2 separate regions of the Homo sapiens genome follow, and region 2 is linked to region 1. Evidence: chromatin contacts called from ENCODE Hi-C or POLR2A ChIA-PET data. All regions are on one chromosome and are shown on one strand. Each heading gives the region's core, a stretch centred on a gene start or an enhancer-like site at or near the end of the contact. The rest is flanking DNA. Distances are from core to core; before and after follow the strand shown.

The links. A loop is a pair of places that touch in the nucleus more often than their neighbours do. ChIA-PET counts read pairs that join two places held with the same protein, here RNA polymerase II (POLR2A). Pooled maps may share reads with other maps.
Region 2: a loop to region 1 is called in a map of endothelial cell of umbilical vein, with 8 times the contacts of the local background. The contact joins two enhancer-like sites. A Hi-C loop is called at or near these places in 1 of 168 maps with a recorded cell type or tissue (endothelial cell of umbilical vein) and 2 of 50 pooled maps. POLR2A ChIA-PET finds 5 or more read pairs at or near these places in 1 of 52 experiments (T-cell).

Annotation. Positions count from the first base shown.
Region 1 is chr17:5,833,177-5,836,749 of GRCh38, reverse strand. All of the region lies in intron 1 of LOC339166 (a long non-coding RNA gene), which reads right to left. Among named protein-coding and RNA genes, the nearest start is that of WSCD1, 240 kb to the left of the region's middle. Within about 2 kb of position 1,874, at least 5 of the 41 ENCODE cell types and tissues checked have a DNase peak (open chromatin) inside an H3K27ac peak, as active enhancers do; they include endothelial cell of umbilical vein, where a contact is called at or near this core.
Region 2 is chr17:6,255,672-6,259,244 of GRCh38, reverse strand. No RefSeq gene overlaps it. Among named protein-coding and RNA genes, the nearest start is that of AIPL1, 180 kb to the left of the region's middle. Within about 2 kb of position 1,769, at least 2 of the 41 ENCODE cell types and tissues checked have a DNase peak (open chromatin) inside an H3K27ac peak, as active enhancers do; they include endothelial cell of umbilical vein, where a contact is called at or near this core.

The sequences.
Region 1 (3,573 bases), core at 625-3,124:
TTTTTTTTTTTTTTTTTTTTACCATTTGTACGGTGGGGATAATAAGAGTACTATATCACAAGGTTACTGGGGGACTAATTGCATTAAAATATACAAAGTCCTTAGGACACTGTTGGCACATGGTAGGCACTATTCAGGTATTTGTCATTAGTTCTAGTGTTAATATCTTTTTTCTTTTTTTTTTTGAGACGGAGTCTCACTCTGTTGCCAGGCTGGAGTGCAGTGGCAGGATCTCGGCTCACTCCACCTCCCAGGTTCAGGCAATTCTCCTGCCTCAGCCTCCCGAGTAGCTGGGACTACAGGCGTGAGCCACCACGCCCAGCTAATTTTTGTATTTTTTGTAGAGACGGGGTTTCACCATGTTGGCCAGGATGGTCTCAATCTCTTGACCTCGTGATCTGCTCCCCTCGGCCTCCCAAAGTGCTGGGATTACGGGCATGAGCCACCACGCCCGGCCATCCTAGTGTTATCTCTTATTTCCCACCTTTGGAACCTGATATTGTGGACACAGCCGTGTAGTCTGCGATCCCCCACCCTCAGTCTGTGGTTACCACTCCTTCTCCTGTCTTCAATCAGGACCTTTCACAAACAGAATCCAGGGTCCCAAGTGGAGGGCAAAGCCTCACTGAGGTGTAAAACATCCCCTCCTTGATCCAAAAGCCTACCTCAGTCCCCCATCAAGGGAGCTATGATGGTTAATTTTGTGTGTCCACTTGGCTGGGCCATGGTGCCCAGGTATTTGGTCAAACATTATTCTGGATGTTTCTGTGTGGGTGTTTTTGGATGAGTTTGACATTTAAATTGGTGGACTTTGGGTAGAGTGCCCTCCATGAGTCGGTGGGCCTCATCCAATCACCTGACAGCCTGAATAAAACAAAAGATTGCTCTCCCCCAAGCAAGAGGGAATTCTGCCAGCAGATGGTTTCAGACAAGAACTGCAACTGTGGCTCTTTCCTGGGTCTCCAGCAGGATGGCCTATCCTGTGAATTTTAGGCTTGCCAACTTCCATTATTCATGCACCTATTCCTTAAAATAAATCTATACACTGTTGATCAAAATTAAGGCTCTTGAGGCTGAAATAAATTGAAAAAGCTTTAGCAGAAGTCAAATGTGAGCATCAACCTGGGAAGACACACCAACGAATTTAGGTGTGTTCCAAAGTCTGTTACAAGTTGGAATGCCATTATAAGAACGTTTAGGAGAAGGGAGGGGGTCTTCTCATATCAGAGTTGCTCTTTTTTATTGGTGGGTTCAATTCAGAGGTTACAATCATCGGCTACAGTTTACAGCATACTGGCCAAAATGTCCTACAGCAAGACAATCAGCAAAACTTCATGCATCAGAAACAAATCAGTGTCCGTTTCAGTGTTAATAGGTTACATATTAATCAGTACATCAAAAATTTGAGGAACTCACAATAAGATTTGAGGGACTCACAATAAGATTTGTTACTCAGAGGGGCCAGGCGCGGTGGCTCACGCCTGTAATCCCAGCACTCTGGGAGGCCGAGGCGGGTGGATCATGAGGTCAGGAGATCGAGACCATCCTGGCTAACAAGGTGAAACCCCGTCTCTACTGAAAATACAAAAACTTAGCCGGGCGTGGTGGCGGGCACCTGTAGTCCCAGCTACTCAGGAGGCTGAGGCAGGAGAATGGCGTGAACCTGGGAGATGGAGCTTGCAGTGAGCCGAGATCGCGCCACTGCACTCCAGCCTGGGCGACAGAGCAGGACTCTGTCTCGAAAAAAAAAAAAAAGATTTGTTACTCAGAGACAGGATGTAAGCCATGAATCATAAGACCTTTCCCAGGTGGTTAATTTGGAAGCCTGCCAAAGGTGACCTGTAAGTTATCATTTCCCCTTTTTGATCAAAAATCTTCATGTGGAAGCACTGATGATAAATCTCCACTTAGGTTAGAGTGATAGACATTCTTTATCCCTAGGCACTGAGAAGGCTCATTCCCAGGAAGTCTCATCTCTCAATGCAAAGAAAGAACCTTGTTATTGCAGGCAGGTTGTTAGCAACATGGGGCAGAACATGACACAAGGCTATGTGCTGTTTTCCTGAATAATGAATCACATACAGTTGCTGGGTGATATTATTTTGGCCTTAGCTGTTGAGGAATAGTTTCCATATTCTGGAGAATTTGGGTAAAGAGAAAATAAGTGTCTTAATTTTGTTCACAAAAGCATACTTTACCCAATTGTTGTAAGGTGGCTCAAAAGAAGGAAAACTTTTTGACGTTGGAAAACAGAATATAAAAAGAATTAGCAATTTTTTTAAAAGTCATAAAAATCATTTTAGTCCTCTATGAGTGCAGTCCCGTGTAATTCTTGTTTTGTTTGATGTTGGGTTAGTGATCTTGATGTACAACTTTTTATGGAAGTTTTTATTTAGTCTATTATTCTTAAAGTTATCGGAAATCTGTATTCAAAAGGACTTGTTAGAGTCTCTTCCATGGAAAGCAGTTTTGGAGTATAGCTGATTGCAAATGTTTCTAGAGAAGATTTCAAAACAATAGCTCTGGCCTGTAATCCCAGCACTTTGGGAGGCCGAGGCGGGTGGATCACTTGAGCTCAGGAGTTCGTGACCTGCCTGGGCAACGTGGCAAAATCCTGTGTCTACTAAAAATACAAAAAATTAGCCAGGCGAGGTGGTGCACGCCTATAATCCTAGCTACTCGGGAGGCTGAAACAGGAGAATCGCATAAACCTGGCAGATGGAGGTTGCTGAGAGCTGAGACTGCACCACTGCACTCCACCCTGGGTGACAGGGTGAGACTCTGTCTCAATTTAAAGAAAAAAAAAAGCTATGATCACAAAAACTTTGAATAGCCATAGGTTAAATCTGATGAAAATTCCCAATTGACAAAGAAATTTAGTTATTTCCATTGCATGTAGCATTTTAAGATAACAACCACAACTATGACTGACAGTGTCATATCAGGACCATTAGACTTTTATAAATTTTATGTAATCTTTAGAATACTCATATTAATAACATAGCCATATAATTTTAGAAAAAATTAACATAATCAAAATTATGACTGATAACATATTGGGTTTTTATAATTTACATACTTTTTGGAACATTTATATCAACAACATACCCATAGATGTAACTGAAGGAAGATTAGTATCATTTATTGTCATTGTTTTCCATATAATTCACCAAATACATATATTAGATCAAAAACTGCAATTAAAACTGCAATTACTTTTGCACCAACCTAATATTTAATCCAAAAAGACTTAATTTAGGATTTTCACCCTTGGAAAATACGTCAAATATGTCAGAAGTTTCAAAACATTGGAACAAAACAAAATTACAGGTCATTGTCTTTGTAAAATAATAGTTATTTATTTAACCAGTGTGACAATCAAAAGACCTCAGGGGCCATACAGAAAGTTACATGAATATAAAACCCTTAACCCATTTACAGCTCAGTTTTCCTAAGTAATCAAGAAACCTAATAAAGGCAACACAGGAATTATCTTGACAAAATGTAAAATCTTTGGTTTTTCAGTCAGCTACCAAAAAGGTAAAGAATAACCTCCTGTGGTGTGATTGCTTC
Region 2 (3,573 bases), core at 520-3,019, 420 kb before region 1:
TATATTAAGCTTGCCCAACCTGAGGCCTGCAGTCCAGATGGCTTTGAATGTGACCCAACACACATTTGTTAAGTCTCTTAAAACATCATGAGATTTTTTTTTTTTTGAGACAGAGTCTCACACTGTTGCCCAGGCTGGAGTGCAGTGCTGTGATCTCAGCTCACTGCAACCTCCGCCTCCCGGGTTCAAGCGATTCTCCTGCCTCAGCCTCCCAAGTAGCTGGGATTACAGGCGCCCGCCACCATGCCCAGCTAATTTTTTGTATTTTTACAAAATACAGAGATGCCGTTTCATCATGTTGGCCAGGCTGGTCTCAAACTCCTGACCTCGTGATCCGCCCACCTTGGCCTCCCAAAGTGCTGAGATTACAGGCATGAGCCACTGCATCAGGCCCATTATGAGATTTTTTTTGTGATTTCTTTTTTGTGTGATTTTTTTTAGCTCATCAGCTATCGTCAGTGTTAATATACGACATGTGCAGCCCAAAATGATTCTTCTTACAGTGTGACCCAGGGAAGCCAAAAGACCAGACATCCCTCTGTTACACTTTCCACTCCAACATTCTCCCAAAGTCAAGCCTCTCCTGACACCTGGAGACTCGCTAACTCTTAAGGGAAAGTCATGCCTTCTCTGGACAGCTCTCTTACAAACTTTTTCCTTTCCCCCCACCTCAAAATGTGCCTACCAGCAACAGCCTCCTCTCCCTGCAGGCCACCCAGGATGGGGCCAGTCCTGCTCCAGGGTGGCATTCAGAGGTGGAAAGGCATGGTCCTGACCCCGAGCCTGCTCTTCTTCAGACAAAACAACTTTTCCACCCTGTATTTCAGCCCCCATCTGCTCCTCTATCCTGGCCCCTTTCCCAAAAGATGCCCCGGTTTCTTTCGTCCTAGCAACTCTTCTTACCTTCCACACCTCGATGCAAATTCAGACAAAATGCAGCAAGTATTTACTGAGCACTATCTCTTTGCCAGGCACTGGCCTTGGAGCTGAGGATGCAGCAGTAAATTTAACAGACAGAAGTCAAGGTGAAGCTCCCATCCTGGGGGCCAGCTGCATCTACCATCATTGGAGTCTGCAACCTAACTCGTGTTTTTGACAATCAGCCTCAAAATCATGGTTATACATAAGTGTCAGGCACTGTGCTCGGCACTGGAGGTGCAAAGGTAAACAGAATATTGTTCCTGCCTTGAAAGCCCATAGCCCCATTGGCTTAAACAACCTGATTAACATGCCTAGCTTGAATCTCTCAATCTCTCTCTCTGTCTCTCTCTGTCTTTTACACACACACACACACACACACACACACACACACGCGTATCAGTTGCAGGAAATCTACCAGCGTCCAGTCAAAGTAGGCAAATATGTGCAGATTCCAGGCATCAGTGCCAACCTGAGAAACTTGCCTTCATCTCCCGTCACCTCCCCACCCCCTCACTGCCCTTCCCCAGAAAATTCTGGGAGCCAGGTTCCTGGCAGCAGCCTCCAAGGGGGACGTAAGGACAGGCCTATTGAACTGCGTTGCTCTGGACTAGATAAATAGTTATCACCAGCCAACGTGGTTAAATAATCATCAAACCACGTAATTCAGAAATCATGCTCCTCGAGAGTTCCCCATTTAATACCCGACAGAACACGCTAATCCGCCGCACAAGACTGCGTTTTACTTTTCTAGACAGGAAGCATTTTCTTCAGTCCCATAATGACTTCCCTTGACATAATAATGAAGGAATGTGAATTTAAAACAGGCTGAGAGGCTGGGCCTTCTTTGTTATTAGGGTTGGGGGCTGGTGGCTCGGAAATTGCCTGAGTAACTGCTGACTTGCTGAACTGTGTCGTCATTGAATTCACTGCTTACAAAGACTGAAATTTACCAAATTAAATTTTAGTGAGTAATTTCTTTTCACATAAACGGCAGAAATTAAACCATTGTGGATGTGGTAGATAGGCCGTCACACGGAGCTGACATTACATTGGGGAGTGCTGTGAAGTCAGGCAGGAGGAGATCAAGACTTGGAGGGCAGGAAACCCCTCTTTGGACTGGGGGAGGGGCGATCCCAAGCCCCAGAATCAGGCAGGAGAGGTTCAAATCCTGGGTCTCCCACTCCCTATTGATGTGACCCAGGGGGTTCTTATCTGTGAAATGGGCATGATGAGGGGCTATCTTAGGGATGCAAAATGGATTACATCTATAAAAGCACTTGGCTATCAGTAAAGGTCTGCATACATGTCGGTGGTTATTATGTATGTAGCTTCTAGCCTGAGGACGTTGAACTGGGAGAAATCAGGAATAAGAAAGGAAGCTCCCTGGAGTACCCTACCTTTGGCAAAGAGGTAGGTAGCTAAAGTTAGCTACTTTCTTTCTTTCCTTTTTTTTTTTTTTTTTGAGACAGAGTCTTGCTTTGTCGCCCAGGCTAGAGTGCAGTGGTGCGATCTCAGCTCACTACAACCTCCGCCTCCTGGGTTCCAGCGATTCTCCTGCCTCAGCCTCCTGAGTAGCTGGGATTACAGGCACGTGTCACCACGCCAAGCTAATTTTTGTATTTTTAGTAGAGATGGGGTTTCACCACGTTGGTCAGGCTGCTCCCTAACCTCTTGATCCGCCCACCTCGGCCTCCCAAAGTGCGGGGATTACAGGGGTGAGCCACCGTGCCCGGCCAAAGTTGGCTACTTTCTAACCCATCACGTAGCACAGAGAGGACTCAGGGGGCCCAATGCACCTGTGGAAATCAACTTCATTGGACACAACCGAAAAGTCAATTTGTCCAGTGGATTGATGGTCAGTTGGATTGATTAACTACAGCCAGACCAGTTGCTGTGAGGCCAAAACAATAGATGAAAAACGGGATATTTGACATCTCTGTCCTTACTGGTGTTGAAAAAATAATGATAAGCAACAGTCCTTTCTTATGTATGTATGGAACAAGGAGGTGGTATTATTGTTTAAAAACGTTCCCTCCCTCTTCTCCACATACATGGGAGTTTTTTTGCTTACTCCTTGGCTTGGGGCTTGGCTATGTGACCTACTTTGGAAGATTAACATACATGACGCAAACAAGGACGTGAAATGTGCTTGTGCAGCTGGGCTCACCCGCTTGCACCTCTGCCATCGCCACGAGAAGAGCTTCTCACCAGCAGATGCTTCCCCTGTATCCCAGGCTCCAGGATAAACATACAAGGAACACACCAGAGCCCAATGTATGGCAAGGAACCCATTCTAACCAAACCCATAGCCTAAAGCAAAGCCACTCAGCCAGTCTAGCCTAGATCAGACAAGTCTTCACCAACCCCCAGATACGTGAAGTAAATACATGCTTATTGACTCTGGGATTTTTTTGTGGTTGTTTGTTATACAGCAAAGGTTGACTGACACAAAGTCTGTTCATATCCACTGGCTCATTCTATCTGCAGAAAACTTCCATAGTAGAGATAGGTTAAGTATTTTTGTTTCTCTTTTTTTAGATGAGGAAACAAGCTTAGAGAGAATAAATGACTTACTAATGGCATGAAGGTAATCAGAGATAGAACCTAGGCTTTTAGTGCTGAGTGTTCTTTTTTATTTTTTTCCCATGTACA